Regions from separate parts of the Mus musculus genome. Here region 2 is linked to region 1. The links are chromatin loops, found by intact Hi-C in ENCODE. Cell type or tissue: left cerebral cortex. All regions are shown on one strand. Each heading gives the region's core, and the rest is flanking DNA. Links, peaks and the distances in the headings are about the cores only. Region 1 overlaps Zfyve28 (zinc finger, FYVE domain containing 28). Region 2 overlaps Zfyve28 (zinc finger, FYVE domain containing 28).

Region 1 (15,706 bases), core at 6,547-9,046:
TGTGGTTGCTGGGATTTGAACTCTGGACCGTCGGAAGAGCAGTCAGGTGCTCTTACCCACTGAGCCTTCTCACCAGCCCAAGTTGTCCATTTTAATGACTTCCTAAGGCAGTAAAAACCCTGTACATTCATTCTGTCGTTCACTGACTTGAATCCAAGCTCCGAAGGACTCCACAGTTATACAGGCAAGCCAGGTGTTTAGGAGCCTGCTGTGGAGTACTGTGGACGTAGTTCAGTTGGAATGCTTGCACAAGGCCCTGAGTTCAAACCCCAGCACTGCATAAGCCAGGACAGACAGTGTGTGCCTATAATCCCAACACTGGGAGGTGAAGGTAGAGCAGAAGTTCAAGATCACCCTTAGCTACATAGTGAGTTCAAGGCCAACCTACTTGCTTTAGCATCTGTGGATGTGGCCTCCCAGGGCCCATGCTGGCTGGGCTACAGATCTTGTCACCAGGTACTGTCATAAGAAAGGAAAGAAGGAATCAGAAGAGGGAGGGAAGAAAAGACTCTGATAAGGTTTGGATATGAAATTACATCACAGACTCCACCATATCTTTTGCCACCATGAAACTATACCCAACCACATGGGACCAAGAAACTCTGGGACTGAATCCTCTCCACCACAAACCCCTCCTCCGTCTGTCCAGCTATGTCAAGCGGCCACCACAAGGAGAAGAGCAATGGAGAGTGGAACGTGCTTAGCGTCTGCTTTTTTCCTACCCACGTCTATGGCAACTGCTCCTCTCTCTTCACTGCCCAGGTGAATGGGCCGTGGGCAGTTCCCTGACGGGAAGGGCTTGCTACCCCAGGAGAAGTCAGTCCATCTGTCATCCTGAATATTTTGTCTGCCAAGTAACAAACTGCCACCCACCTTGCCACTCGACATGACCCATTTTATTAGGGCACAGCTCTGTGGGTCAGATGCCAGGTACCACATGCTCACGCTCTCTGCTCTGTGAGAATCTACTGAAGAGAAACCATGTCCAGGCTCACTCACCCAGGTAGCTGGCAGAACCCGATACCAGGTGATGGCACATGTGAGGCTCCCTCCAACATGCCTCTAGTGTGCCCCTCCCTCCCTCAGCAGCAACCTAACATGCTGCCTTCTTTCTCTGCTCTCTACGCCCTGCTGGAGACAGTGCCAGTTCCCGGTGAATACTGAACCAGACGCACTGCATGGCTAAGAGGAGAGTACCGAGCCACAACGTGATGAAGCGGGACCTAAAATGTCATCACATACAAGAGAGCTAGAGTGTGGAATTTCAGGGGCCAGTTTTAACATGTGGTTCTTGCACCCCATGATCTGCCCTGCCCCACGAGCTCAGCTCTCTGTGCAAGCTCAAGATGCACAAACTGCCATCATTTCCCCCTCCTCGGGTGATATGACGTTTCCCCGGGGTCTGTCCTTATCTTAGTGCAAGCAGCGGTCCTCCCGCTGTATCTAAGACTCTCAAGTGTGCTGTGTCTTTAGCTTCTTTACAGACAAACAGAGTGTTTTTCTTCAGTGTTGGGTCTATTTCCCATCACAACGCTTCGCATTTCTGGAAGCAACAGCAGATCTGCACACTTGGCTCGGTTCCCCAGGCACCTATTCATGGTCCGAGGTGCTGAAACTGACGTCATTGATGGGGTGGAAAGGGAGGAACAGAAAGACCAAGTTCTGGTCAAAGTTACACAGTGGCTCCTGGTACTGATGGGTCAGGTGAGACAGGTCCTGCTCCCTTCTGTCCTGAGCCGTTCACCCCTGGTGCTGTGACAAGTCATCAAACACTAACACCCTCTTTCTGACTGTTCCTCACTGCAGCTCCTAGAAAACTCAGGAAGGTCCAAGGTGGCCAGAGAGGCTGCATAACCAATACAAAGCCTCCTTTTGGGAAGATGCAATGTGGAGAACTAGATAAAGGGGAGCAGCTACATGCTGCAACTATACTAAATGCTTGAATTGCTCACTTTATTTTTTTAAGATCTACTTATTATTATATGTAAGTACACTGTAGCTGCCTTTAGACACACCAGAAGATAGCATCAGATCTCATTATGGATGGTTGTGAGCCACTATGTAGCTGCTGGGATTTGAACTCAGAACCTTCAGACGAGCAGTCATTGCTCTTAACCACTGAGCCATCTCACCAGCCTGAATTGCTCACTTTAAAGTGATCAATTTGAAGCTCAAGTGTAGCTCAGTGGTAGGACACTTGCCAGAGCACATAGCACCCTGCCTCTAATTCCTAGCACAGAAAAAAGAAGAGTGAAGGAAGAAAAAAAAAGGAGAAAGAAGAAAAAGAAGTAAATTTTATGATACCTGGATTTTACTTTTTGAAGATTTATTTCCTTGTTTTTATTTATGTGTTATGTGTATCTGTGTGATTGTATGCCACGTGTGTATGGGTGTCCATGTGTGGATGCCCACATAGGAGAGTGCATCAGGTCCTCTGGAGCTAGCATTGCAGGTAGCTATGAGCTGCCCGTGTGGATAGTGGGAATCTAAGCTCAGCCCTGCAACAACAGCAAGTGCCTTTCACCACTGAGCAACTCTCCAACTCTGAGGGTTTTTGAAGGAGGAAGAGGAGGAAGAGGAGGAGGAGGCAGTGGCAGCAATGACGATGACAAAGAAGTCCTAGACAGGAAACCTGACTCTCCCTGTGAAGGTGCAGCCTGGAGAAGCCGCCTCCTTTACAGCCCACTGGAAGAACTCAGTGTGGGTGCACCTGGTACCTCCCGCCTTCCCTGTAAATAAGCAGCACCAGGCAATCACTTCCCAGACCCATCAGAAATCCAGTAACCAAGTAAACTCCATGTTACAGCAGAAACAGACATGAACCAAGAGGTAGGAAACAGACAAGACAGTTACACCAGTCTCTTTTAATCCTTATGTACAGTGGGTGTAATCATTTAGGAAAAAGACAATTTAAACTCAACGTTTACAAAACTGGTCAGGACAGGTTTGTCTTTTAGAGTTGAAGAAAATAAACTTAGGCCAGGCAGTGGTGGCGCACCCCTTTAATCCCAGCACTTGGGAGGCAGAGGCAGGCAGATTTCTGAGTTCAAGACCAGCCTGGTCTACAGAGTGAGTTCCAGGAAGCCAGGGATACACAGAGAAACCCTGTCTCAAAACAAACAAACAACAAAAACAAAAAAAACAAAAACAAAAAAAGAAAGAAAGAAAATAAACTTAGGCCTTTTAAAATTGTATTTTATGTGTATGGGTGCTTTGCCTGTATGTATCTCTGTGTACCGCACATGCAGAGCCGAAAGGGGCCAGAAGAGGGCACTAGATCCTCTGGGACTGGCGTGGTTACAGACAGTTACAGAGAGCAGGCACGTGGGTGCTGAGAATCCAGCCCTCTGGAAGAGCAGCCAAGCCCTCCAGCCCTCCAGCCCTCCAGCCCTCCAGCCCTCCAGCCCTCCAGCCCTCCAGCCCTCCAGCCCCAAGTTTAGGGCTCTTAATGAGACCATCTTTCTGTGTCTTACTGGCTCATGCATCTAAAAGGAAAATGTTTTTGAGACAGGACCCTGCTCCCTAGTCCAAGCTGGCCTCAAACTGGAGAATCCACCCACCTCATCCTCCCAGTAAGCTGGAATTACAGGTGTGCAGCATCACACATCACCTAAAATTATTTTAATACAGCTAAAACCCACAGCTCACAGTGCATCATTTATAGCTTTCTTCCCTTCCCTGAACTCTTCACATAACTGTTATGGAGGGGAACGACATCAGGTTTCTTAATAATTTTGTCAAAACGCCCACCTGGCATTCCCCTTACCCAGTACTTAAACTGACATCACTGGCACTTTGACCCATCAGCTCAATGAGAGTCACGCATCACACACCCCGGCTGGAGGAAGAACTCACAAATGTGGATAAATGGGCCCACTAGATCGATCCTGACGTTCCGAGAAAAGAGATTTTATGCCTTTCTATATTCAGAAAAAAAAAAAAAAGAAAAAAGAAAAAAGCTCTTTTGCTTCTGCCTTGGAAGGAAGCAAATTTACAGAGCTCCCACTAAAAGGACCACGGGTTGTGTCTTTCTCACCACCAAAGACATCTCATTGATTAGAGCCAGTCAGTTCTTTCTCATGTGCAGAGACTGGGAGTCCCTTGACTTGGGGCACCCAAAGGACTCCCCTAGCAATTCAGTTCAGGGCACCCAGAGGCCCACACTGATGCTCAGCACAACGCACTCAGGGTTTCCTACAGTTCCTTGGCATTGGACATACAGCTTGGGGAGGGACGCGGACTATCAGGTCACCTCAGCATAGCTGACCACCAGTCAAACAACACTTGCGCCTCTGGCTAATTATAGATAGTTTTACTCTCCAAAAAGCTTGCTGTTTCTCTCACAGTGCTGTGGACAACAATTATTTTTAAATCCCTGGCCTGGGAACTCCCTGGAAGGGAGGCTGCACAGGCTGAAGATACTCTTTTTCAACTCTGCAAAAACATTAAAGGTTACAAAGGTTATTTCAGACCGGGGCCTGAGTCCATCGGCCAACATACAAATGTTGGAACTCGCTCGGTCATGTCCACCCCACCTTACAACACAGACTTCACCTGAGCCCAGCTCTTCTGGCCCCTCCAGACAGCTTGGTTGTTGCCATATGTCATCCTAAAATGTATTTTTGGTTGTTTTTAACTCTATAAAAAGGGTGTCATGCGTATGTGGTATTTTGAGGCTGGTGTTTTGCACTTAGCATGATGCTGCTGAGACTTGTTCACACCCTGCTCCACTGTGACTCATACCACAGCCCAGCCCCAGAGTGGACACTCCATGGTCCATCAGCCATGACCTGAGGGACACCTGGGACTTCTGGTTTCTTACTGTCCTGAGCAGGGCTCCATGAACTCGTGAACCCTAGTGTATCTCTGGAGGCAGAGCTAACTCCAGCAGCTGCTGTTAATCAACTGCGGCAAACCCTGTGCCTGAGAACAGTGGAGCATAATGTCTCCTGTGCAGAAGACGAGAGAGCAGCAAGGCAGCCCTGGGCTTTCTCGTGCCCCAGATCTGGGCCCAGCACACAACAGCCTCCACTTACACTCACAGCACGCAACGGTGCCTCTCTGGCCCTCCACTGTCCCACCTCCCTCTGACCCCCATCTTCTCTCACTTCCCTGACTATCACCTGACACTTGTAACTTCAGGACCTTCCCAATTAACTGGGGAAATCCCACTAACCGAGAGACACCCGGTTAGCAGCCACAGTTCCACGGCTTCAGCTTCCATACAGCAACCTTCCATCAGGGTCTCCAGGGATTGGAGGGGAGGGGAAGATCTGAGGACCACTGTTAAACCAGATGCAGCTGCACTGCTCTGCTCAGACCCCAGGAGCCTGTCAGGCCTTCTAGGACCTGGCTCAAAGGACTTCACAAGGCTAGGCGGGAAGGGCAGGGGTGACTCAGTTGTGGTACCAGGACCCCTCAAGCCACTGAGTTTCTTGTCCGAGGTGGGTGTGAGCAGAGTCAGACACCATTCGATGTGACGGCTCTCTGCACCTGGTGTCCTAAAGACACCACATCTCCTAACAAAGGAGAATGCTTGCAAGCCAGCTCGTAGTCCCAAGACAGGAGCCTTGGTTTCTGGGTCCATGTGGACTCCTGGCATATGAATGGTCACCACACAGCACAGGGTTTGAGTCAGTGTCCTCATGCTGACACCCAGCAAGACACCAGGAGCTGCACACTCTTCTCTGCTCTGCAGATCGCTCAGCATCCCCGCCCCCCATGGTGGTGGCACAGTACAGACACCCAGTGCCAAGGATATGGCTGGCCACCATGATGGCTAACTTTCCCATGAACGTTACAACTTCACTCAGCTGTGAAAAGCTATCTTCCTTCCAAGAAGTGGATGAAATTATGTAGCCTCTCAGTGTGAAACACCATCTGTGCAGAGCTGGGAAGAATCCAGCACTCCCAGTCAGCTTGAAATTCCCCTCTTCACTCAGATATGGTCACTCCAGCTCCAACCTGGAACCCCCCAACTATTACATATACAGTACAAACACAGCCGTGCTTCTGATCCGGAAGATTCTGAAGGGCTGTCATTGAGACATAATCAATAACACCAGCGACAAAGAGAAACCCAACAAATGAAGTTCTCAAGCCAGAGCCACTATCAGAAAGATAGCCTCTTTGACGATGTTTTATAGAGGGACCTGTGGGCCTGATGGAAAATAGCCACAGGAAGACAACAAGCAAGCAACGTGGAAAGGGAGCAAGCGGGCAGATGGTATCAGCCAGCCAGCGCCAGCACTGCTGAAGGCTGTGCTGGGATGAAGGCTAGAAGTCAAAAACAAAAACAACAACAACAAATTATAAAACCTGCCACATGTAGTCATACACCCTTAATCCATAACAGAAGTCCTGTCAGTGCTGAGAGAGGTCCCCCAAGGGCTGTAGGATCCCTGACCTGGCTTGGGGGCCATCTAGAGAAGGCTTTGTGGAGACACTCAAGAGCTAGGGCCTTACCATTCCCACTACTGAGAAACCACTCAAAGCCTCCCTGGTACCCACAAGCACATCCAAAAGTTCAGGCATCAGAGGGACTGGTGTCCTCTAAGGGCTCCATCTGACCCACGAGACGCAGTCCCAGTCTACCCAGCCCAGAGCCCTGGCCTGAGACTCGGAGAACAGTTTTAGCACAAAGCCGCCTGCTCCCAGGGGCCAGTGCCCAGCTGCTGGAGTAGAGGGTAGGCCTTGGGTCTTCTGGGAGCCTCTGGGTTTGGTTCAAAGCACAGGGAATCTGGCTGTCACCTTGCAGCAGAAGAAACTGAGACCTCGGGGAGTCCAGAACAGTTCCTGGACCCCTGCAACGAATGTGGACGTGTCTAACCTCATCTATCTTCCATAGAACCCAAACCATGGTTTAGCCATTAGCAAGAAGCCCTCACAGCAATTACAGAATCCTTGGGTTTATATCCAGAGCTGGGAAAGAAACCTGCACAGAGAAGACCAACTGTCAGAATCGCATCAGCCTTGGAAAGTGTAGCTATTCCTGATGCCTGCTCACAATGCTGAGACAGTTCTCAAGACCACAAAATAACAGGCACCCAATGGAGCAAAAAGTCCCGCGGTCACATCAAGAGTCAGCTCTGAGTACGGAGTCGCCACCAAGAGCTAGATGTGGCCATCTCTCTCCAAACGCAGATTCAGGCAGAAGGAAGGGATGCTTATTCGAGATTTGCCGTGCTGAATTAGCTAATCTGATCAACTTCTGCTAGGTGTGAGGTCAACCTGGCCTTCCCAGCAGCTTCAAGCTGACGCAAGAGGCAGTGAGGCCAATATCAGAGTATTCCAGCAGTGACAAGGACAGGTGACCCTGAAATGCTTGTGCAGAGCATGTCTACACCAAAAACCTTGTTCCCCAGAGCTTCTAATGTTGTAACCAACACTACAAACTAGTATTTCTAGCACTGTAGCCAATACCCCCCACCCATCCACAGTTAGGGAAAGGCTCCTGCATGGTAGCCCCATCTGAAACCTGTCAATCAAAAGTAGAGAAGCCTGGTCCAGCTGTGGGCTACCCTGAAGAGTCATTTCAGCTTCCAGAAACTACTGGGTCAGCTTAAGCCTGCACTGAAGCCCAGCTTTCACTATTCCCAATCTTGCCTCCTTCCCTTCCTTCCGAAAGGCTTCAGCAAATGTCCTGCGGGCCAACCTCCTTCCCAGAGCCAGCTCTCCCAGAAGGCCAGTGACCACACAGACACACACGCACATGTGCACCAGACTGCCAGGCTCCAGAGCAGGCAGGCAGCTTCCCAACACTAACAAAGACTCACTCCCTCACTTAGGGAAATGACAAGCAAGTCATTTCCTCTCTTCCCACCGCTCTGTAGATCCCAGGGATCAGGTGCAGCCTACGGCTCACGGTTGGATTTTGAAACGCCATCCAGGAGTCTGGTCAGGTGGGCTAGCTTTGCTCACATCTCCAACAGCCAATGCATGTGTGGTTCGTCCACTGCTGCTGCTTCTGATTCACTGTACTTGCTTTTCTGCCCTGTCCCCTCCTCAATGCTTCAGTTGATGGCATCTTCCTGCTCTCATCTCCGTCCCTCCAGAAGTTACAAGACCCATTATCCCAGTCTTTGCCCTACCTTAATTCATACAATAAAATCATGGCCTGCAGTCAGCCATCTTAGACATCCCACAGCTGCTCCAACCCATCAGGCCTTCATCTCCTTCTTGAGACGCAAGGCTCCCATCACTCCACACAGCGACTGCCATTTGGTTGTGCCCACGTGCACTCAGGCATCCCTGCCCACCAGCACTTCGTGCCTCCCACTCCTTCCTTCTGACTTTGATTTCTTTTGCAGACTACTTTCCAGGGCTTTTTCAGCAAGGATTTTGGGGGTGGTTACTTTTTTATCTTCATCTAAAACTGTCTTCCATCCCAGTCTTCTTTCAAAACTACAGCTTAGCTGAGACCAGGACTCTATTCCTCTAGCCCAAAAAGATCTCGTCCCCGGACTTCTGGGCCTCCAGTGTTTACTCAAACCAGCTGTTAACACAAGTGGAGACAGACTGTTACCAGCTCAGTATTTTTCCCTCTGGCTCCTTAGATCTCTGTGTTCTGCAATGTGAGGGTTAAGGTACGGCAGTGTCCTCTAAGCATCCACGGAAACTGAAAACTTGGGAGATGAGACCTTTAAGAGGAGGGACTAGGTGGGAGGTTCTTAAGTCACTGGGACCACTGACAGGAGAGTTGAAGTAGAAATTCCTGGTTTCTTTGAAAACTCAGTTATGTCATATGATTTTTTTTTTTTTTTGGCTGGGGCAGACAGATAAAAGGATGCTTTGCTAAAGCAGACACGGGTGAGAGGACACATGATGTTTAGAATGAATATAAATATGACCCCTCAGACAGTTGGACATGGCTCTGGCATTGCCTCACAAGTCTTCGCTGACAAGGCTTTTGTATTGGTTTGCCTTACATTGTGTTGCTAATCTTCATTGTGACTTCACTCACCAAAGAACTTCTAGCCATATTCCAGCGGCTTCCTCCTGCTTCCAAGGACTCGGGTCTAGTAACAGTGTCTCATAGTTTCTTCTGGATCGAACTGGCCACTGCTTTTCCTGAGTGGTGATTGCCTAGTGAACTGGACTGCTGACCACGAAGATTGGAAGAGCCCAAAGAACTATTTCTAAACAGGTCCACAACCCCAGTTCCTTTGTAAGCTTTCTTTTCCACTACCTCTGGTAGATGGTGGGCTAGGAGGTTGAACCCTTAATAAAGTGGTTTTTGAAAAATCTAAGCCTACACATAGTAGCCCCTCTGACTTCATGATTGGCAATGAAAGTTCACACACACACACACACACACACACACACACACACTGCCTGTCAGTCACAGCTCTCAGCAGCAGCTAAACCAATGGGGCTATCGTATATTGATTTAGTTCTACACTATAACCAAAGGCAGCTTGGTAAAATGAGAGTTTATTTCACATTACAGCTTATAATCCATCACCCAGAGAAGTTAAGGCAGGAACTGAAAGCGAAGCCATGGAGAAACACTGCTCACTGGCCTGCTCAGATTGCTTCTTAAACAACCCAGCACCATCTGCCCAGGATGACTCCACCCACAACGGGCTGGACCCTCTCACAACAGGAAATACCTCCCAAGCCAATCTGATGGGGACATTTTCTCATTTGAAGTTCCCTCTTCCCACATTACCCTAGATTGTGTCAAGCTGACAAAAACTAACCAGCACAGACTTAAACCTCCAAAACTGTAAGTCTCATAAGCCTCGTCTCCGATGAAGCTGCTGAGTCTAACCCACAGTCTCACTCATAGACCTGCTTGGTACCACTTCCCCATCTGGGACTTGGGCTTCCCAAACTCCATCACTTGCCTCAAGAAACTCCCAGTCACAAGCTAAAGCACTTCCACCTCCATTCTGTTCTCCTGAAATCCCATTTGACACACTCTGAAAGGGCTGCCCAATGCTAACCTCCCATCTCTCAGCCTAAGCCAACACTCTAAGTGCTTCCCAGGATATTTCTGTGTACACACATTTTGGTGACTGGTCCCGTGAGTGCCACCACAGTGACGCTGTCATCACAATGATGCTGTGCTATGTGATGTCCATGCTGAGCCTGGGATGTGCAATGCCACCTTTGTTCTGCTACCCACAATCTCCCTTCAGAAGACCTCCAGTGCTTGGAGTATAGCTCTGCAGTGGACTGCACCCCAGCTTGTACACACAGGTCCTGGGCTCCATGTCAAGTGCTGGAGGTGGGCGGTGGGGGAATCTCAATTGAGCTTCCTGCAGAATGAGAAACCATAGAATGCTGCTCAGAAGCCATCTTACCAGCCTCCATGGTCCTCCATGGCCCAGCTCCACTATCCTGCCCAGCCGAAGCTTCCATAGGACACACACGCCCAACCAATGTCACCAGCCTTGGGCTTTAGCTGGCTCTCACTCCTGGATCTAGAGGACTAACCTTCTCTCCTGCCAGCTCAGTCAGTACTTAGGACCTGTCTGAAGTGGAAACTTCTAGTTGTGTCATGTGATGCTCTCCTGAAGCAGACTCAAGTGACGCGTTGCTGAGAGGACACGGTGATGTTTGGAGAGAGTATAAGCAGGACCCAGGACAGCCATGCCACGCTTGCACAGCTACCCTTGCAATGCTTTGTTGGTCTCTCTCTCCTTCGCTGATGAGAGAGGCACAGCGGCAGAGAACTTCTGGCATTCCCGCTGGTTCTGGTCGCTCTGCTGACTCACTCGGATTTGGTGGAGGCCTGGCTGTTTCAGTCGGATCATGCTGCCACTGCTTATTTGAGTTTGGTGACACTACAGAACTGCACTGCTGGTATCCCGACAACAGAGACTGGAATTGCCCCCCCAAAACTACTTCTAAATAAGTCTACACCCCACACACACTCACTGTCCTATTTACCACCTCTTCCCCCTTACTTTTGGATGGTAGGATAGAAATGGGGTCAAAGCATTTGAAATTGAAAAACCTCTACCTGTCCTGTGTTTTTTCCTCACATTTCAGACCATTTGTGGTGTGGCTGCCCATCTGTAACATCTACGCCTGGCCCCTCAAACATGCCAGTCCAAAATCCAACTCCGGTCCTACCAACCAGCTCCTCCATGCCTCCCATTCTACAAACAGTGTCCCTAGCTCTCTCTTTCCCATTTAGACCCCACTCAGCCCTGCCCAGGCTTCCCATCCATCAGGAGCCACCAGCTGTCCCTGCACTAACATCACCGTGTCCCCAACTGCCAGTCCTGCTCTTTTCACCGTTAAGGCTTGAATGATCCTCAAAAGCTGAGCTGATGTCTCTGTGGTCCCCACTTCATCCCCAGTGCTCTGGACACAGAGAACAATTCAGCTAGACCCACCTACATCTCAGGTGCTCCCTGCAGTAAGGCTCCCTTTGCCTTCATTCTGCTGACTGCTGTCTGTCCTTCCACCATCCCAGCTAAAGGGCCACCTATATGAGGCTTACCCTGTCCCTCCGGGTCAGGCCCACAAGACTGAACAACTCCCAGATTTCCTAGGGAGCCAGCACCCTCCATTCCCACCCTACTTGCTGACAAACTGCAAATGAGCTAAGCTACACTCAGCTGAGCAACTTATGTGTGTGGCTGTAGTGGAATTAACCCACAACAATCAATCCAAGACACATCATCAATGCACTTGCATCTTTTAGAAGCCCTAGGTAAAGAGCCAGAGCTGCCCAAGCAGAAAGAGCAGATCAGCAGGGATCCTCCTCCGAGTTGCTACAGTGACCTGCTCCCATCAAGGATGGCAGGGATCGTTTCCAGATGAGTGGATGGCAGCTGGAAAACCAGAACAGCTAGCACCTCAAGAACCAAGACTCTGAATACCTTTACCTTGGCTATCTATTAGCCTCAAAAAGTGCTACAGGGGGCTGGAGAGATGGCTCAGTGGTTAAGAGCACTGGCTGCTCTTCCAGAGGTCCTGAGTTCAAATTCCAGCAACTACATGGTGCCTCACAACCATCTGTAATAGGATCTGATGCCCTCTTCTGGTGTGTCTGAAGACATCCACAGTGTACTTATATAAATAAAATAAATCTTTAAAAAAGCCGGGCAGTGGTGGTGCACACCTTTAATCCCAGCACTTAGGAGGCAGAGGCAGGTGGATTTCTGAGTTCGAGGCCAGCCTAGTCTACAGAGTGAGTTCCAGGACAGCCAGGGCTACACAGAGAAACCCCGTCTTGAAAAAAAAAAAAAAAAAAAAACCAAAAGCTACAGGGTAAGCAAGATGGCTATGTGATAAAATGTCCTGTCTACCAACCCGGATGACCTGAGTTCAGTCCCAGGGACCCACACTAGCCTGTTGACATATACTTGACCTGTCCCTACCTTTTGGCTATGTTCTATTCATAACACTGCTAAGAACATGGATGTGGTTTGTATAAGAGTCTAACTGGCATTTATGCAGTTAATCGTGATCATAGATGGTTTCTTAGTCGTAATAGTCCTAAAAATAACCCGAACACTCTCACTCGCTGACGGTTACTGCCTCCCAACTCCCTGAGAAAAAAGTGCAGCACCCTGTCTGGTTGGCAAGCAGAGCGGAGCGGGGGCTCAGCTAGAGAAACTCACCATGGCAGAGACACAGCACTGGCCACATGGAGCTGAGAGAACCTCCACTCCCTGGCACCCCCCTGCCTCCACCCTGCATGAAAACAATGAGAAATGGAAGAGCTTCAAATACAGTAAGGGGAACCCACCCATTCATCAGCTCACATGGCTCTACATAAATTACCATCATAGGAAATGCTCCATCCATTCTACTACTCCCTAATCTATTCAGATCACTGGGGGGGGGGGGAACTATTCATTTTTTTCTTTCCCCTTTAAAAACTTGGACTGCCCATCAATATCTAAGTTTCTTTGCAACCCAACTGTGGAAAGCACAAAAGTAATTGTCTCACCAAATGGGATCCATTTAAGAGCTGACAACAGCCACACTTCCTTCCTGCAGAAAATGGGACTCTGCTGACATGCAAAGGACATGGATGGTTTCTGTTTCCACTCTGAGGTCTGACAGGCCTCAGCTCTGCCTCAACATGGCTGTGAAGCTGCATCAAGCTCACCTGTCCTTTCCAAGACATCATTTGTAAGCATGAAGTCCAGATCTCAAGAGGTAAGGAGTCTGGTATAAGTGATAGCTTGGGACTTAGATGTTAACAACAACAATAACATCCCAAACCTCTGTGTTTCAACAGGAGTCTGTCTTTCCCACCTACCTAGCATGGCCAACCAGAGACTGGTGAAATGGAAAGAAGCTAAGTCCCAAGCTATCACTTATACCAGACTCCTTCCCCCTTGAGATCTGCCACCCTGTGGCTCTGGGGTCCTACCCTGGGACCCTGAGCCTCCAGCCACGGAGCAAGGGACACAAGCCATTGGAGGATGACTTAAGAGACTTGGGGCCAAGCTTGACAAGATGGCCCCATTGCTGTCTTGGTGGCTGCCATTCAGTCCTAGCCATCCCTATAACAGGATGGCGGTGCCTGGACAATAGGACAATACAACAATACTTGGCAGCCAGCACTCTCACCCTCAGAAAATGGATGGGCAGTGTGGCTCTCATGTGCCACAGGTCCCCATGGTTAAGTCCCTCAGGATCCCTGTCTTAACCTGCACCAAGGTCTGCTCTCAGCACTATGGGGGGAAAAGGGCAGGGCAGTGTACAACTGTGGAGACTCTTTCAGCCTCACAAGGACCTGACAGAAGCAGCTGAAGTCCCTCATGGCCTCTGAGGCTGCTGCAATGAGGCCACACCCTCTTATCCTGCCCATGAGAATACTGACACTGGCAGCAATTGGGGCTGAGCTACCATTATCATGGGCCTTTACTCCCAACAACTCTGTATAGCAGGTCCCAACACCTCCACCTGACAGCTAGGGAAACTAAGGCACAGAGCTGGGAAGGACAGGCAAAGGATCCCCACTCAGGCCCTAGTGAGGAAAGCCCCTGCTGCCTCGTCTCTGGACCCAGTGCTATTACAGTCACAGAAGCCTTGGCCAGAACAAAGACTCGGGACAACTTAAAATGAGAGAAAAACCTTATAATCCCCAGAATCCTAAGCATCTGTTTCTCTTTGAGCTGGGGTTTAGTTCATTGTCCCTCACCCCTGCAGGGCACAGAACACACCGGCTCCATGTAGCTATCAGTTCCAACAAGGCAGAAATATGCTACACGGGTGGGCTCTTAGGTGTACATCTCTGTCCTATTATGAGAAGCATCGCTGCTGTCCTAGTAGTTCTCAGTGCAGGCACTAAAGTCATCTTAAACACCATCTCTCCTCCACAGGCTGAATGAATGTAACCACTGCCCCATACAGTGCGGGGCAGTGTGCACAGCCCTGCCTCCCTTCCCCCACGCGACCTTCCTGGACGCCATCTCCAAATATCAATTAAGTGGAGCTTAGGACTTCCAGCTGTGACTCGCCCATTTAACAGAAATCGTACCACACATTTCCAGTAAGTCTGCTGCTCTGCTGGGCAATGGAGCCCAGGCACTGACAAAGTCCCTCAGAAACCAATACTGGTCCTGCCTCCCCTCACCCTGCAGATTCACAGGAGCTGTGAGGCCCCACACTCCCTACTACAGAAACCACAGGACGGCCTGGGAAGTGAGAGCGGCTTCCTGCTGGGAGCCCTGCTGCAGAGGAGGCCTAAGAAGCCACTTTAAGCTCCCTAGCCCACCCTACAACAGCCTGAGAATGCTGAGCCTGAAGAAAGGCTCTGGAAGGGGTGGGAGATGAAGGCAGGTGTTGGGAACCACTACCCTCTGCCCCAACTCCAGACTTGCCTCCACCTACCCCTGCGCTTCCAGGTAACACACGGGTTGGCTATTAGTCAAGAAGCATGGGGTGGGGTGGGACATGTAAGGAGATAGCTGGTGAATGGAAGGCAGCCAATAGGATGGTCTGTGGTAGGGTGGGCTGTGAAGAGTAAGAACTTGAAAGGTTCCTGACTGTGGATCTGGACCCTGACCAACTAAGGCGACAGAATACGGTGGTAGGTAAAGAGTTTGTTGTGCAACCGTGAAGTCCTGAGTTTGGTTTCCCAGCACCACATAACAGTCAGGTACAGCACTGGACATCTGGAACTGCACTGCTGGGAAGTGGGGGCCAAGAGGGTTCCCACGGCTCTTCAGACAGAAAGTCTAGTCAAAACATTGAGTCCAGGTTCACTGAGATATGAATCTCAAAAAAACACAGCAGAAAGCAATCAAAGAAGGTGTTCAAGGTCAATGTTTGACCCAAACACACACACACACAAATTAATTAATTAATCAATTAATTAATAGAAAAGGACTGGCAAGATGGCTCAGTGTAAAAAGGTCCTTGCCACTAATCCTGAAGACCTAATTTCTATCTGTGTATGTCCATGGAGAAAGGAGAGAACCAAGGCCTGAAAGTTGTCCTTTGACCTCCATGTGTGCACCTTGACAAGCACAGACCCCTGCACAATAAACAAACAAACAAACAAACAAATAAAAATTTAAAAGAACTGTTAGAGAAAAGACACCCAGTGAGTCTCACTGGCTTCCCCTGGTGAGGTCCATCTCATCTGTAACCTGAACCCTAAATGTTTGCAAACAGCATCTCCACTTCTCACAGTGAAGGACTGCTAGGAGACTCCACAGCAAAGGAGCGGCATGCAGGTCAATAGCCACGCCCCTGGTAGTGGTTTGGAGCTGAGACAAGAAGGCTC
Region 2 (15,706 bases), core at 7,501-10,000, 82 kb before region 1:
CCTTTGCATCCCCTGCCCCTTGCACCCAGTTCTCCCCATCCCAGAAGAAGATGGAAGGCTAGGACCTCATCCAGGAACAGGGTGGTTAAGCAGCCCTACCCAAGTAACTGAATCTGTCTATGCCTTGGCTTCCTCGGTTGTAAAATGGAGGTCAAAATAAGGCTTCATTTACAAGGCTGGGTCAGATTCTTACTTGTGTATATGGCAGAAGCATTCAAGGGCCTCAGCTCAGGAATGCTACCATTCCTATCAGCTGTGGGTACTCCATGCCACAGGAAGCTGAGCTCCCAAACCTGGGGTTTAGGGCAGACAGAAGCCGGGTCCAGGCCATCTCACTGTGGAAGCTTGGGGCAGTGAGGCCTCCAACACACTTAAGTCCTTCTGCAAACTGTTCAAAGCAAGAGACCAGGGGCTGGGACTCAGGCCGTTGGTAATTCAACCTGTTCTTTGCCAGGCCTAGGACACCACAGAAATGGGTCCTTGTGCCAGCCTCTCTGTTTCCCAAGAACAGACAGGCCACAGGAATGAGCCGCACCCTCTGCCAAGGGGCCCTGAAGCCCCCAGCCTGCTAAGGAAGCTCTCAGACTGACCACACAGGAGTAGCTGGGCCAAAGTTAGCCCCTAGACAGTGTCAGGTGTGCCCTGGATCCCACTGCAGCCAGGAAGGTGGAACCTTTAGCAGTCCTAGCCATACCTAAACCTCAGCTTCAGGGCTTCCTCCAAACACAAGGCCAAGGCAAACAGTGTAGTTGAGCCCTGGAACTTTTGAGAGAAATAGCTCCCTGCAGCTCTTCGCGACAAAGCCAGCCCTATGCTTGTGGTTGGAGTTTCCTTGTCAATAAGCTGCGCAGGACGCTTAAGTAGCCAGAGAGAGGTCTCTGTCCAGGCTCCTGGGGATAAGGTGCTGGGTCTAAGAGCAAAGCCAGCTCCGAGAAGTGCAAGGGAGGGAGGAGTCCCCAATTAGGCCCAAACTAGGGAGTAGCGGTCGGCACCAACTGACAACTCCTCTCCGGTCTGGAAAAGTCCAGAACGGCCCTCGGCGAGCGCGGCCGCTGTACGCGTGGCACTGTTTACGGCGGCGGGGAGGCGCGGCCGCGGGAAGATGGCGACGCGCGGGCGGGGCCGGCACCTCCTCCAGGCCGGCCGCCCGGGTGCGCGCAGGACTGTACTGGGGACGCAGAGAGGACGGGGACACTCGGGTGGGGCCGACCCGAGCTGGCTTGGCACAGCGCGCGGGGGTGGGAGGTGGGGGTTGGGGGCGGTACCTGTTGTTCGGGGCCTTGCGCACCAGGCCGGCCGTCTTTGTTTTCTTCCTTGCGAAGTCGCCGTCGAAGGGCAGCACGGAGGCGTAGCCGTGCTCGGCCTCTGCGGGACAGACGGTGCGGTCAGCGGCCCCCTGCGCCCGCCCGCCGCCCGCCCACCCTGGCACAAAGGGGCGCGGGCTACCTCGGTCCCTACGCTCCAGGTACTCGGCCGCCTCCAACAGCAGCAGCAGAGAGTTCAGCTCCATCCTGCCGCCCGCGCACGGGACGGCGGCGGCGGCGGCTGCCCGGCGCGCTCCTGCCGGCTCTGCTCGCCGCACGCCCCGCGCCTGGCGGCACACCAGCCCGACTCGCGGACTCCAGCGCTGGGCCGCCACCCTCTGCCTCAGGCCCTCAAATTGACACATAAGTCGAGCAGCAGTCGACGCAGCCAATAGGTGTGGGCGCTCCGGCTTAGGGGGCGGGTTCTTGTCTAGCCTTGCCCAATAGGGACTGGCCGAACGCCTCGGGCAGAGCTGAGAATGTTGACAGATGCGAAGCTTGGCTAGGATAGGCTGGCTCCAGTAGTAACAATTTAGAAGCCCAAGCTTAGCAACAGCACGTGGTGGCCCAGCCCCAGTGCTCGCTGACTGGCGGCCATCGTGCATGTTAAGTAGGCATTGCACGCCGATTGGGCCAGAACGGTCTATGTAAATTGAGTCCGCGGACCAATGGCCAGTGACAGGGCGTGGGGCCAATGAGGACGCCCGGGCAGGACCGGTTGCCGAGAGGAAGCACTGTGTGGTGGGACTGCTGCCCGGCCTACGCGGGGGCCAGGAGGACGTGGACCGTGTCTCGGGAGACACCAGGCAGGATGCGCTGCGGACACGCGCCCTGGCGCTTTGTCGTGCCCATGCATGTCGTGCGCAACGACCTGTTGCCCGGAGTCAGTTGGTACCATAGTCTCGGTGGAGGACCAGGCTTGGGGCCTGATAGGGGCGGGCGCTGGGATCTCGCTAAAGAACAGCAAAGGACACCTGTCTCTGGCAGGAATATTGGCTTCAGGGAAGGCTAAAACTTGGAGACAGGGACGCAGACCATTGGAATCTAAAAGCCTCTCAGATGTCAGACCCAAAGTAGGCAGGATCAGCCATCAGGAGTAAAAAGGAAGGCCACCAGGGTTAAGGGAGAGGCACCAAGAGCTACTGACACTACTGAGCAAGAGGGATCCGTGAGTGTCTGTTTGCGGTGCTTGGTCTGAGGGTAGAGCCGTGCCAAGAGCCAGGCTATGGTGACAAGAGGGTGAACTCTTCAGCAAACTCCTGGCCCTAATGACCCGAGGCCCTCATGCTGGCCTATAGATGCATGGGGGACAGACAGCTCAAGATGCCCTAACACCATCCTCTGTATCCATCCTCTCCCACCCCTTGATCCTCTCTCTGTTATTAGGTTGAGGACAAAATAGCAGGCTGGAGAGTTCTGTGGGAAATAAGGTGGCTAGATAGCAGCTCTTAAAATGGAAGGAAGGTACTGTAGCAAACAACAAAGATTATTAGCATTGAATTTACTTTAGGACCAAGGTGGATGCATTGTGCACACTTCCTTGTGGCTCTCCATATGCCCAATATGCAGATAAGGAAACTTGCAGTGTCCCCTTGAAATAGAAAGATGGAGATTACTGCTCCCACACCCAGAGCTGTTAACAATCTGGGAATGTGGAAACCAGAACCACCTCCCTCCCAGCCTGGGTGTGAGCCACAGATGTCTGACCTGTGGGGCAGGATTAAGAATAACAGGTGCTCTGATGGCGCCCTGAAAAAAACAAAAGAGGAACCTCATGCGGTCATAAACAGTCCTGTATAGACACTGAAAGAACTCCTTAGTATTGGTTGAAGTGCCTCTCTGACCAAGCCCACAATCACTCCAGGGCCAGGGCTGTCCAGAGCTGTAAAGGAGAAGGGTGTCCATCTTTCTGGAGCATTGAGGCCCATGCTCAATGCTGAGCTTTGGGCCCCTGAGCTTAGCATGCGGGCCCAGCATTTTGAAGGGTGCACCTTTGCTTTGGCAGGCTGGTGAGTTGCCTCTAAGTGCTAAGGCAAGCCTGACCTCCCCAGCCTGCTCCCTCCTCCTACTGGGATGGGATGCTGTGGTGTGTTGAAGTGGAGCACAAGAATAGCCTCCTAGCCTTGGAAATTTTTAATCTCAACTGGGGACACTAGCTCCCACCAGCTGCATCCAAGACAAAGCACTTTCCTGTGCCAGAAGTGCTCTCCCTCTCCAAGAGCATGTGAACGCTGGGAGGAGTGGGTAGTGGTGACCTGATAGGTAAAAGTCAGCTCTAGAGAAGTCCCAGGGGCAGGACAGCAAGCCTGCTGCTCAAGGAGGCTGCAGAATGAGCTGGCTTCCCAGGGGAGATCTGGAAGCCTCTGCTCAGAACAGGAAGTGGCTTGCAAGTACAAAGGGCAAGTTTGTCCCCTTTAGACCAGAGGGGTCTCTCCACCCATGGCCTTCAGATGGGGCAGGGGCACCAGCAGTGCCTGTGTGCATCTGTGTCCCAAAGTTCCCAAGATCTGGGGAAAGGAGGCATCAGGCTGGCCAACCAAGACCACCTTCCTCATCAAAGGTCACTGTGACATGCCAGGCCCATCCAGAGAAAGCTAGTGCCTTGTATAGACAGAGCCCAGACTTTCCCAATTGGAAACTGTGGAGTCCAAGGTGGTAAGAAGGAAGACACCTCCATCTTGCCACTGCATTGGCCCAAGTCCTCAGTGCCATCTTCCCTCACAAATGGTAAATTCAGCATGACCCAGGAGAAAGGACATAGAGCCTCCCCGAGTTTGGGTAGATGACCAGGGATAACAGGTCTTTGATCTGCCTGGCCTTTCCCTAACTGGCCTTCCTACCTCTGTTTCTCTGACTAGGAATGAGGCTCTAGCACCCATTTCTGGGACATTTGGAGAATTGACCAAAGAGCTTTGGGTCCAGTATGAGAAAGGGCCGCTTTACCACCACCACCACCACCACCACCACCACCACCACCACCACACACACACACACACACACACACACACACACACACACACACAAACACAGTGATGAGAAACTACTAGAAGGCTGCTCTTAGGTCTTTTCCCACTTACTCAGTCCTGGCTTCCTTTCTCTGGGACCAGGATCAGCAGTTTTACAGTAGACAGTACCCTTATACTTTCCTGTCCAGGTATGGCAACATTTCCCAGGCTTCTTAGGACCAGGGCGTGTGCCACACAGCCAGAGTAGAAATGTTGGTGAGGCCTACTCCCCCCTCCCCCTCCCCCTCTGATTACCTGACCTTGACCCTGCTTCCTCTCCTTGCACCTTTGGCCACTTCGGTCATTGTAGTAGACACCCAGAGCCATCAGGCCACAACCCTAGCATCCTTGTTTGCTTATGTCCTTGTCCACTTGTCAGAATCCTGCAGTCACACCTGACTCTCCTCACAACCTCAGTAGGTGGCTCCTCCAGGAGAGGTCTGGATCTGTAGGATGGCAGGCTCAGCATGGAAAGTCACAGTGAGCTCAGTCCTCCAGAAGCCTCTACTACCTGCACACACAGGCCCGTTGTGTGCCTACAGCAGGGAAGACTATATAGAGGTTCCGTTTGAGTCCCTCCCTGAGAGCCATTCTGGAGTCTTGTATGGCTATGACGGGTAGGCTCTCTAAGCCTCAGTTTCCCTAACTATAAAACAAGAATGACAACCCCTAGCTTTCGTAGGGGTTTAGTGACACACTGATGGGTGTATGACAAACCCTAGGTAGTGGCAGCGCCTGGGTAACAGAAGGATTATGTACAGCACTCCTAGGAAGCACTGCAAAGCCCTGGCCACGCCCATGATGAAATGGAGCCCATAGGGGCAGGCTTACCCAGCCACAACCGGTCAGAATCTGGGGTGGAGCTGAGGCTGCCAGGCTGGCCAGTCACAAGCACCAGGCCTGGTCTCCAAGCACTTGGAGGCCTTCCAGAAAGTTTGACATACAAGAAAACACTGTGTTCAGAATACAAAAGGAAAACAAGAAAAACCAAAATATATCAAGATGTAATCAACTGTCTATAGAAACTAATATAATGTCAATATTATTTTTAAATTTAAAAATAAATCAGTTCATTGTATCTGTGAATGATTTGTGGAGTGGAGGGTCTGTCCCTGGACACATATCACTGTGGGGTCCTCCTTCTTGGAGGTCAGACATGAACCAGAGGGGCTGTGCTCTGCTCTGTGTGTGCGACGGATGGGAGTCAGCACTGCTATCAAACAAGGCTTCCTGTGTGCCTGGGAGGAATCACAGGCTTTGGAGGAAGAGATGGCATGAATAGGGACTTGGGGTCCTTATTACCTCCTCCAGCTTCCTCTGCACATCCTAACAGCACCTGGCCCATAGAGGCCATAGAACCTCTTAATCAAGGGTGCAGTTAGCTCCTCCCAAACCCTACCTGTGAAAAGTACCCAGTTCTAGCCTGGACTCTTCCTCCTGGCCTCCCAGAGCTTCCAGGACATGTCTTCCTTGCTCTCTGCTATTACTGTGCCAGCTATAGACCCCTCTGGGCCCTGCACCCATCTTCAGGATCTTGAAAACTACGCATGGCTACTAGATCTATCCGTGTTGGGATTCTGTCTGGAATTAGGGTGCCAGTTACAGACTCCTGCATGGGAACACACACACACACACACACACACACACACACACACACACACACACACCCCTGAAGAGGCATGAACTGCCCCCTGGTGGCAACTAGGGGCTGAACTAGAATTCTGGCTGGTCAAGGACAGAGAAAGGAGAGGAAAATCAGACTTCAAATTCATGCTTCACGTGGCCGCAAGAGCCATCCTAACCACAGGACACCAAAAGTCCTTCAGAGTCCCATGTCCTGCCACATGCCCCAGGGTCACTATATGTCTGACTTATGGCTACTTTTTCTCCACTCAGCCTAGAACTCAGCTGAGAATGCAGTGGAAATACCATGCTGCCTTCCATCCAGGGCTACCCTGGGCTCCTTGCTGCCTTCCATCCAGGGCTACCCTGGGCTCCTTGGAGTAGGCAGATAGGGATGGAAGACAAGTTAGTTATTCAAATGAGCTTCAAGCAAGGGGCCTATGCATCAAAGCAACCTCTAAAATCTCACGTGCACAGGTGGAACTCCCTATAAGCATTTCAGTGGGCACTGAGTAGTCCCCTATGGAGGTGACAAAGTGGGACTCTACAGTGATTTAAATGAGACTGTCCCCTACAGTCTCAGATGTGTGAACACTTGGTCCCTAGATGGTGGCATTGTGTGGGAAGGTCTTGTGTGTAGCCTTGTATGTTACTGAGGTGGGCTTTGGAAGTTTATAGTCTTGACTCATGTCCAATTCTCTCTCTCTCTCTCTCTCTCTCTCTCTCTCTCTCTCTCTCTCTCTCTCTCTCTCTCCTTCATACTGTGATAAAGGATGTACGCCTTTGGAGTTCTGTCCTGACACCATGCCTGTCATTTCCGCCATTCTTCCACACCATGATGGATTCATTCCTCTGGAACCCTTAAGCCCAAATCAACTGTCTTCTGTAATCTGACTCGGTCATGGTGTTTTATCATAGCAACAGAAAAGTAGCTAATACACCAGACATGAACCTAGAGGTGGTTTCCTCTTCCTTCTCCCCATGCTATCACCCAAGACCAGGCATAGCAACCTGTGCTCTAGACCCATCCTCAGCTTGCCAGGTTCTCCTAGGCAGAGCTGTAGGCAGTGTGATCCCTGAGTTCCTGTGGGCTCCTGCATGCCACTGCAATCTGAGGTAGGAATTTTGGAGATGGCTGAGGGTCCCTTCCCAGGGCTATGAGAGTAGCCGGAGACCAGTGAGAACCCTGCTGCCAGCTGCCAAATGTAGTGAGGTTGTCATAAGCTGGCACAACCCCCAAATTCCAAGGATGGATACCAGCACAACTTGCTCGGATCGGTTCTCGAGTTTTTCACTTCACTGGCCACTTCTGCGTCTACCTCTTGATGGATTCTCCTTGAGGCCCGCAGCTCAAGCTCAGCTGCTGTGTGACCTTCATGAGCTTCAGTTTCCCTATCCATGACAGGGGATCCTGCTCTCTTGAAGGATGGCCGTGGAGAGTATCAAGGGCATATAAAACCCTGGGACAACAGTGATGGTGATAGCAGGGAAACTAAGCTCAGGAAGGGCAGCCTGAAGGAGGTCCTGAGGCTAGCTCAAGAGAGCTGATTCCATACCTAGATCTCTGAGCAGGCTCCGTGTCTCTAGATTTCCTAGATGCAAACCATAACTATAGATGTGGCTTCTAGAGCCTTCTTTTGTGTGTGTGTGTGTGTGTGTGTGTGTTGTTGTTGTTGTTGTTATTATTGTTGTTTTTGAGACAGGGTTTTAATGTGTAGCCCTGACTATTCTATTCTGGAACTTGCTCTGTAGACCAAGTTGGCCTTGAATTCACAGTGATCCTCCTACCTCTGGATTAAAGGCACACACTACCACCATTGCCTGGCTTCCAGAGCCTTCTTGAAGTGTCTTAATCCTGGCATGGATCTTGGTGTTGGGATAGCGCCATAGAAGAGTAGAGTGACCAGATATCAAAGTTTATCATAGAAGGGCCAAAATTCCTTCATCATAGATGAATGGGACAGTTGATCATCTTCACTGAAAGGCATCTATGGCCCCAGGCCTTATAAGAAAACAGATCATGGAGCAGTGCCCCTTACTCAACTCACAAAGGTAGGTCAAAGCTGCCTCAGAAGGCTACTCATGAGCAGATCACATGGGCAAAGTACACACACACACACACACACACTGTTCTGACATTCGCTCCCTTCTCCCTCTGACACGGCAGAAGAGAAGGACACCACATTTCATGTCTGGAAAATAAATGCCTGTAAAGATAGAGATGAGCACTATGGTATATTCCATGTGGGCTCCTGCAGGGCCCAACTTCCTGGTCGGTAGCAGCAGAAAGCCTTCTCCAAAAGCTCAAAAGGTCACTGTGGTACAGCTTTCTAGCCAGTGACACAGACACAGGATGGAGACAAGTTAGGAAAAAGTAATTTTTCTGCATTCTGCCCAGGTTGGCAGAATGATGGAGTCTAACCTTGGGAAGTGAGAGTCACCAACCTAGCTGGACTCTCCTTTCTAATACTCCCTGGGCTTGTTCAACTCAGAGGGAACCTCACTTTAAAACATCAACCAAAAAAAAAAAAAAGGTATGATAGTCATTGCTGTCTGTCACAGTCTCTCTTCTCTATCCATTGTCACCAGTGGGGAGTGGCCAGAGGCACCTGCTGAGCCCCTCCTCCTAGCACAGGCATCTTAGCTGCAACAGCTGGGAGTCAGACACCTGACAGCAGCTAGGGAACCAGACATCATTCCAAGATGGAGGATAGGTTTACAGGGGCTGAGAATAGCCAACCCCTCACGAGTGTTGACAGGAGGACAAGTTCTGCTGTCCAATGGTCCCTAAGGCACAGATGCCTCAGTCTTCCAGAAGAAAAGCCACATCAGCACCAACACCATCACCTACACAACAAAGTCAAGGACTCGGTGTTCATAGAAGACGCCAGAGCGTGTGCAATCCTTAAATAGATTTATGGAAATGGTTTTGAATTACAGCATTTAGAAAATAAAAATCATCTCAATACATAATATTCCCTCTGTTATACACTCTCCCCACCTCCCCCACACAGAAGCCATTTTTGTGCATTTTGTGTCTTCCACTGCTGAGCAGCGGTTGGATTTTATCCTATAAAAGAAGCAGTAGGTGTGTCATCTCTCTAAAAATAAAACTGTAATCATCATTGCAACGTGAAGCCTGAGATTGAAGCCTGAGGAGGTGTCTGTGCATCTCAGCCTGTCTAGGCCGCACTGAGGTCTGAGGAAGTGGGTTAGAGTCCCAGCGGGTGCAGTGGAAGAAGGGAATAGTAGCTAAGCTGCCTGATGGGTCCAGGCCAAACACCTGAGAGCTCAGCCTACAATATCAGTGAGTGGTCAGCCCCTGCTCCACCAGCAAGTGGCAATGGCGTAGATGCCAAGAGCATGCTTACTTCCCCTGGAGACCACTATGTCTGCTTCCTACATTCCCCCCTTCAAAAGGAAATGAGATGTATGTTGTTGAGGAGGTTCTGAGGCGGGGAGGTTCCTCATCTAGGGGATGAGGAGTGTGGTGAACAGGCAGGGAGTTCTGCTATGATGTTGAGGCCCAACACCCCCTGGCTTCTGTTTCCAGATTCTTGGCTACAGAAGAGAACACACAGAATTGGCCCTCTCCTGCCTTGCTATGCACAGCTGGAGCAAAATGCTGTAGATGGGCAAGAGAAGAAAGTTCAACCCTGCCTAACCAAGTAACTAGACCTGGAAGCAGCAACTGGGCATCCCTGGGTCCCTCCTCTGAATAAAGCTGACCTCTCATTGGCCCATGCCAGGACTGGTGTCTCCACAGTGGAGAGGCAAAGGAGAGTAGTAGACAGAGACTCTGGGCCTTCTGGAACCTGGTCAGGCCTGCAGCAGCTGTGGCATGATGAGATGAAATGAGGCCCTCCTGCAGCACAGCCTGGACAGGGCACACAGCAGGCACAGCACCTCCTTCCCGGAGACCCTGGATAGGACTCTAGACAGCCTGCTCAGCTGGGACATGCCAGGCACAGCATCACATGCCCGTCTTGTCACTGTAGAAGGGTGTGACGTGGAACATGTAGCAGTGTGTACACACACGGACGGGCTTCACCTGTCCGTAGCGCGGAAGCGGCGCCGAGTGGGATGAGCAGCGGGAACAGAAGATCTGGAAGCCAAGGAGGGATAGATAGAGGGCAGTGAGCAGACAGGGCCTCTGTCAGCCCCTTCACACAGCTCTCCCACCCAAAACAGGCAGGAAAATTACGGGCACGAGTCTGCCTGGCCCAGACCTTGCAGTCTATGGAATTGGAGTTTTCAGGAAACGCTGGGTGGAGCTTGCCCAGTAGATCAGGCTTCTTGAAAGTAAGTAGGCCCTCCACCATAGCTACTGCAGACTCCTTCTCAAACCCCTGCCCTTTCCTGTTCTCACCTTGGAGAGACCAGGATTGTACCTTAGGAATAGCCTAAGACGTGGAGTCAGAGTGGAGCTCAGAACCTAGACCCAGGCTCTAACGCAAGGACCGCAAAAACATGACTGAGTTCCCAGGACATCAGCTCTTAACTTCTAAACCCTGTTGCTGTACTTGGGGACAGTCCCCATATAACTCCAGAGATGCAGAGGGCCAGAAGGGCCCCACCTACCTTACCACAGCTGCGACAGTGGTGCTTCCTGCGGATGACGGTGAAGGGAGCTTTACAGGAGGTGCAGAAGCCACAGGCCTCATCTGGCACCCACTCAGGAGGGTCTGTCACAACAAGAGCAGCGAATAGCAGACATGGAGAACAGTCTGAGCTGGGGGTAGGGAGGGGGTGAGGCCTGGCTGGTGGATAAACACCTCTCATCCTACTCTTCTGGTCTCGTTCTAGGCTTGTCAGTCACACCAGTGTCTAGTGACAAGGTTGGTAGACAGAGGCACACCCCAGTTGCAGACCTGAGACCAGGTCGTCTGGACTCAGGATGTATGGCAGAATCAATCAGTATTTCCTAAGACCTTGCCGTCTCTGGTCACTCTGTCTAGCCGTCTAGTGAGACACTAATCAAGATCCCATGGATGCACCGCAGTATTCCCAAACAGGCCAGGATTCCCTTCCTTTGCTATCCAAGGGGCCCAGCTTCCAGCCCACTCTGGACAGCCTCCATGTGATCTCTCTGAAGCCCCCTCCTCACAAGGAAGGCTTCTGCATCCCTCAAAAACCCCATTAATGTCCCAGAGTGTCCTAAGGCTGCTATGTGAGACTCTTTCAGTGCAGGTGACATACTAGGGTATTGGATATTGGCCAGATCAGTCACTTGTAACCACAGTCAGTCCTTGCTCCCCTTCCTAGAGCTTGGACCTACTAGGCTGAGCTGCTAATCGCCAGGCTCAAGGCTTGACAGCAGTAAAGGGGCTGTGCATACCTAGTACTAAGGAGGAGGTAGAGTGGGCAGCCTTTGCCTATGGAAAGCTGTGCCTCCAGATGGCCTGGATGTGCAGATGAAATGCACAGAGTGGCTCCTTCTGCTCAGCAGACAGCATGCCAGCTTCACACCACAGCTTCGCACATACCTTCAAAGTCCCCATCTCGGGTCTTGGCTGCCAGTTCTGAGGATGACACAGTCTCCTGGCACAGTGCACAGTCCTCCAAGGCTGCACTCCGCAGGGTCTGAGTTACTGAAAAAGAGAGGGGAACCACTGGGGTGTGGTAGGCAATGCAGTAGATGCAACTGATTGTCCTTAGCAAGCACTTGGGTGTCCCCCGATTTTCCAGCTCCCTACAAGCCCCCCAGTCATCTCTCAGCACACAGAACAAGTCACCTCAGTAGGTAAGATGCCAATGCTGGCAAGGTTCTCCCTATCAAAGACTTCATTCTTTGTATAGTGTGGTGGACCCTGGGGGCACTTGGTAGTTCCTCTTAATGACCATCTAGCCCTGAGGCCCCTGCACTGACTGGTAAAATTTCCTAGCCTATGGTTCCCAAAGCAGGGATTTAAAGCCCTGGCACCTGAGAGCCCTGCCCAGAATATAGCCAACATGCCTGTCCTCATCTCCAACTTGACTCATGGTTTCCAGAGGCAGCCCTGCCTGGATTGCCAGTCAGAGTCTGGCCAGGCGGCAGAGCTGGATAATTCAGAAGTTACTCCTCACCAACAAGGATATTCCCTGTTAGGCCAGACTTCCAGGACTAGCTGGGCTATTCCATACACCCAGATACCTCACAGGCAGAAGCTCTTGTGTGAAGATATAGCTCTCTCCCCAAACAAGTACTTCAAACTAGCACCAGGGGTCAGAGACGGTGTCTAGGTGCGATTTCCTACCAGGGACCCTATAGGGACAGAGGGTAAACACCTTCCTTGCCAAATATCTATTTACCTGTTTGTGTATAAGGTATGCAGGCACGTGAAAGCATGTACATGTATGTGTAAATATGAGAGCAAATGTGTGCCTTCAATGAGCTGAATGTATATGAATATGAGGCAGCTGAGAGAGTGGGTGTAGCTACCCTCTCCTAGAGAGATGGGGCCATTCCCCTCTTTTTCACTTGCACTGGGCTGGGCTCTGAATATTTTGACAGGTAACTATAACTAACTCATCTAGTCATCTGTTCTAGTCTAAGATGGAAAGCAAGCTCCCAACCTCTGTCTGAAGTAAAATGTTGGATGGCCTATGCAAGAACCAGGCCAGAGACCTACCTGCAAAGTGGCATGGAGAGCCACTTTCCCAGGCTATACTCATCTCCCCAAATCAACAACCCGGCACGTTTGGTTCGGCAAACCAAACTGGGGTGTGTGGTTGCCTTGGTGTGGTTTTTCTATACATGGTGGCTGGCATGAGCCCCAGAGTCTGCCCTGCAAGTCTACTCACCCTTCTTTAGCTTCTCTTTGTCATCTGTTTCTGGCTTGGTGGCCATGACCTCAAACAGTGTTTTGAGAATACTTCTCAGGTCGCTAGCATAGTTCGTCTGTAGCTGGTCTGCTACACCTGATAGAAAAGTGGCAGGAAGACAGGAGACTGGGGTGAGCCAACCACACTGAGAGACCACACTGTCACATGCTGTGTAGGATCAGCCAGCGTTCATGGATCAGCAAATGCCAACCCTCGGGGAGGGGACTCTTTGACATAAGTATAAACTTGGGGATCAAGAGATAGGAAAGGATGAAAGCTTCTTACCTAACCCTACCCTTGTTGCTCCCTGATATATAACTTATTCAGGGTTCACAGCCACAACTAAACTGTGGTGATTACCAAGAGAGACTCACAGAGGCCCCCATAACACTGTGCCACGGCAGTACCGGTTAACATCATAGAAACAAGGAAATCCAGATATGTCCACATTCTTCCAGTACCCCATACTACACTGGCTTGAGTAACTTTTGACTTCAGGGTCACAAAGCAGACTCTGCATAGCCATGAATCCCAGTGTGAACCCCATTCCGAGGTGGTGTCCAGGGCCTGGCTGTTTTGCTCACCTGCCCATTACTCCAGCCCACCACTCCCAGTCACCCCTAGAGGAAACCCCTTCCTCCCTGCAGGACAGAGCTAGCCCCACCCTAGACTTGCTCTTCAGACCACACTGCGCTCCACTTCAGCCAGAGAAAGCTGGGACAGTCCCACTGTTCTTTCTCTCCCAAGGCACACACACTGCTTGTCCTCCATGTCCTAGGTCTAGATCACGCACCTGAAATGCAGACAAACAGGCGGTGGATCAGGTCATGGCTGCCATGGAACCTGGACCGGATCTTCTCTCTGGTGGCCATGGGGGTGACAGGCATGGCAGCAGTGGCCACATCCAACCTGGTGTTGTCTAAGGAGCAGGAACCAACCGTGGAGCTGATGCAGAGAGGAGAGGCAGGGTGGGTGAGTAGGGGTAACCACTAGGAACCTGTCTCACTTAGGGTTTCCATGGCAATGATAAACATCATGACTAAAAGCAACTCGGGGAAGAAAGGGTTTATTTCAGATTACAACTCTCAAGACTCTCCATCCCAGCAGGAAGCCAGGACAGGAACGCAAGGCAGGAACCTAGAGCCAAGGTCTGAATCAGAGGCCATGGAGGAACACTGCTTGCTTTTTGTAGCCTTCTCAGCCTCCTTTCTTATGCAATCCAGGCCCACCTGTCCAGGACTGGCAACACTCAGTGTTCTTGGCCTTTCCACATCAATTACTAGTTAATAAAATGCCCCACATACTTGCTGACAGGCCAGGTTTACAGATGTGTTTTCTCAATTAAGATTTCCTCTTCCCAAACATCTAGGCTAGGTTTGGGTCAAATTGACAAAAACCAAGTAACAGAGGGCCTCTGAGGCCTGAGGGCAATGGGTCAGGGCAAGTCGGTCCACAAGTTCTCCTCCAAGGAGCTGAGTTGCCTGGATATGCTGTTTCCCATCACGTAAATACATCAGTGTGTCCATTTTAAAAACCAATGGTCTTGACAGACCCTGATCCAGTCCTGCCTTGCTCTAGCCTTTGATTGCTACTTCGCTGCACTCGCCCTTCCAGGGAGACTGATGCAACATTTATGAGAGCTTGAACATCTCCACCTTGCATCCTCATTTAGCATAATCCCCCAACTGCTATGAAGACCTTTCACCTCTCACACCATCTGTGGGAGCAGAACACGGACTCTGAAATGTGTGCACACCTGACCCCCTGAGTCTGTGAGGGGAACATTACTGGAAAGCAGATCTTTTCCAATGTAATCAAATGACGGGTCTGGTACTGAGATTATCCTGAATTATTCAGAAGGTCCTAAGTCCAAACACAAGTGTCCCTGTAAGACACAAAAGTGGAGGCACAGGAACTCGAGATGAAGAGGGGACCACGTATCCAAAGTCTGGGATTGGAGTGATGCAGCCAAAAGCCAAGGGTTCCCTGAAGCTCCTTGCAGTTGGAAGAGGCAGGACGAACTCTCTCTGATGCTTCTGGAGGGAGAACTGTCCTGCCAGATTTTAGATTTCTGGCCTCAAGATTATAAAAGGATAAATTTTTGACAACTGAGGCCACTCACTGTGGTACTTTGCTATAGCAGCAACGGGATATGCAAATATTCTCCCCCTCCTAATACCTGTCCCTTCCCCGCCGCCCCGCAACCCCCCAGTGGCTAGTTTTATTAGATTTGTTCTTTAGAAAGTCATTCTGACAATGCACAGGGGATTCATAGCCAAATCTCTGAAAAGTCAGGGTGCTAAACACTAAGTGGAGGAAAAGCTACTACACCTCCAGCAGACTGGCCACAGCGCTGAGGCAGCTGAGATAACAAGCAACAGGAAAAGCAGAGAAAAGGCAAGAGAGGAAAGGCCATGAGCTGAGGTCAAAGGAAGAGATAGAAGACACTAGTTAGGAGCAATGGCTGCTCTTCCAGAGGACTGGAGTTCCCTTCCCAGAACCCACAACTGTCTGTAACTCCAGTTCCAAGAGAAATGACTCCCCTTTTTGTGACCTCCACGGGCACCAGGCATGCATACAGTGTGCAAACAGACATGTAGGCAAGACATGTACATGCATTAAATAAACACGTGAAAAGCAGAAGGTTGGTAAGAACTAGAGAAGAGAATTTACAGGCCTTGGTTGCTGGAAGTTTCAGAGAGTTGCCAAACCCAAATGCCAAGAGTCTGTCACCCGAGGCTGTAATATTACTCCCTGTGGTGCTGAGCACACCAGCACCCAAGCATTCAGTAGTTCTGCCACCAGCTGGCCACCTCTTCACACTGCTGCCAAGGGGTGGGGCTTCTGATGTTATGCCCACTACAGTAAGCCTTCAATCAGAGTGTTTAGGGCCACAAGCCTGCAGCATCTATACCCCTGAACAATGATCCCTGCTTATAAGCTGTTAGCCTCTGGATTTGCCACTCAAGT

The links. Hi-C counts contacts between places; a loop is a spot of excess contacts. Peaks named below come from ENCODE experiments on the same cell type or tissue, not always from the same donor. Only the 100,000 strongest peaks of a DNase experiment are listed, where the experiment ranks them.
Region 2: a loop joins it to region 1, with 9 times the contacts of the local background. A loop is called at or near these places in 3 of 42 quality-filtered maps.

What each region holds. Positions count from the first base shown.
Region 1 is chr5:34,268,672-34,284,377 of GRCm38, forward strand. The region is part of intron 1 of Zfyve28 (zinc finger, FYVE domain containing 28); the gene reads right to left. Among named protein-coding and RNA genes, the nearest start is that of Zfyve28, 12 kb to the right of the region's middle. In left cerebral cortex, for the core only: no CTCF peak of the experiment used is centred there; DNase peaks (open chromatin) are centred at 7,807 and 8,272; H3K27ac peaks cover 2,041 bases.
Region 2 is chr5:34,186,064-34,201,769 of GRCm38, forward strand. It overlaps Zfyve28 (zinc finger, FYVE domain containing 28), which reads right to left. Exons shown (of 13, transcript NM_001015039.1): 9 at 13,530-13,681; 10 at 12,716-12,832; 11 at 11,419-11,523; 12 at 10,514-10,617; 13 at 8,831-10,037. The coding sequence ends at 9,906. Mxd4 (Max dimerization protein 4) reads right to left here and starts at 1,647. Exons shown (of 6, transcript NM_010753.2): 1 at 1,447-1,647; 2 at 1,266-1,365. The coding sequence starts at 1,510. In left cerebral cortex, for the core only: no CTCF peak of the experiment used is centred there; DNase peaks (open chromatin) are centred at 9,003 and 9,466; H3K27ac peaks cover 1,751 bases.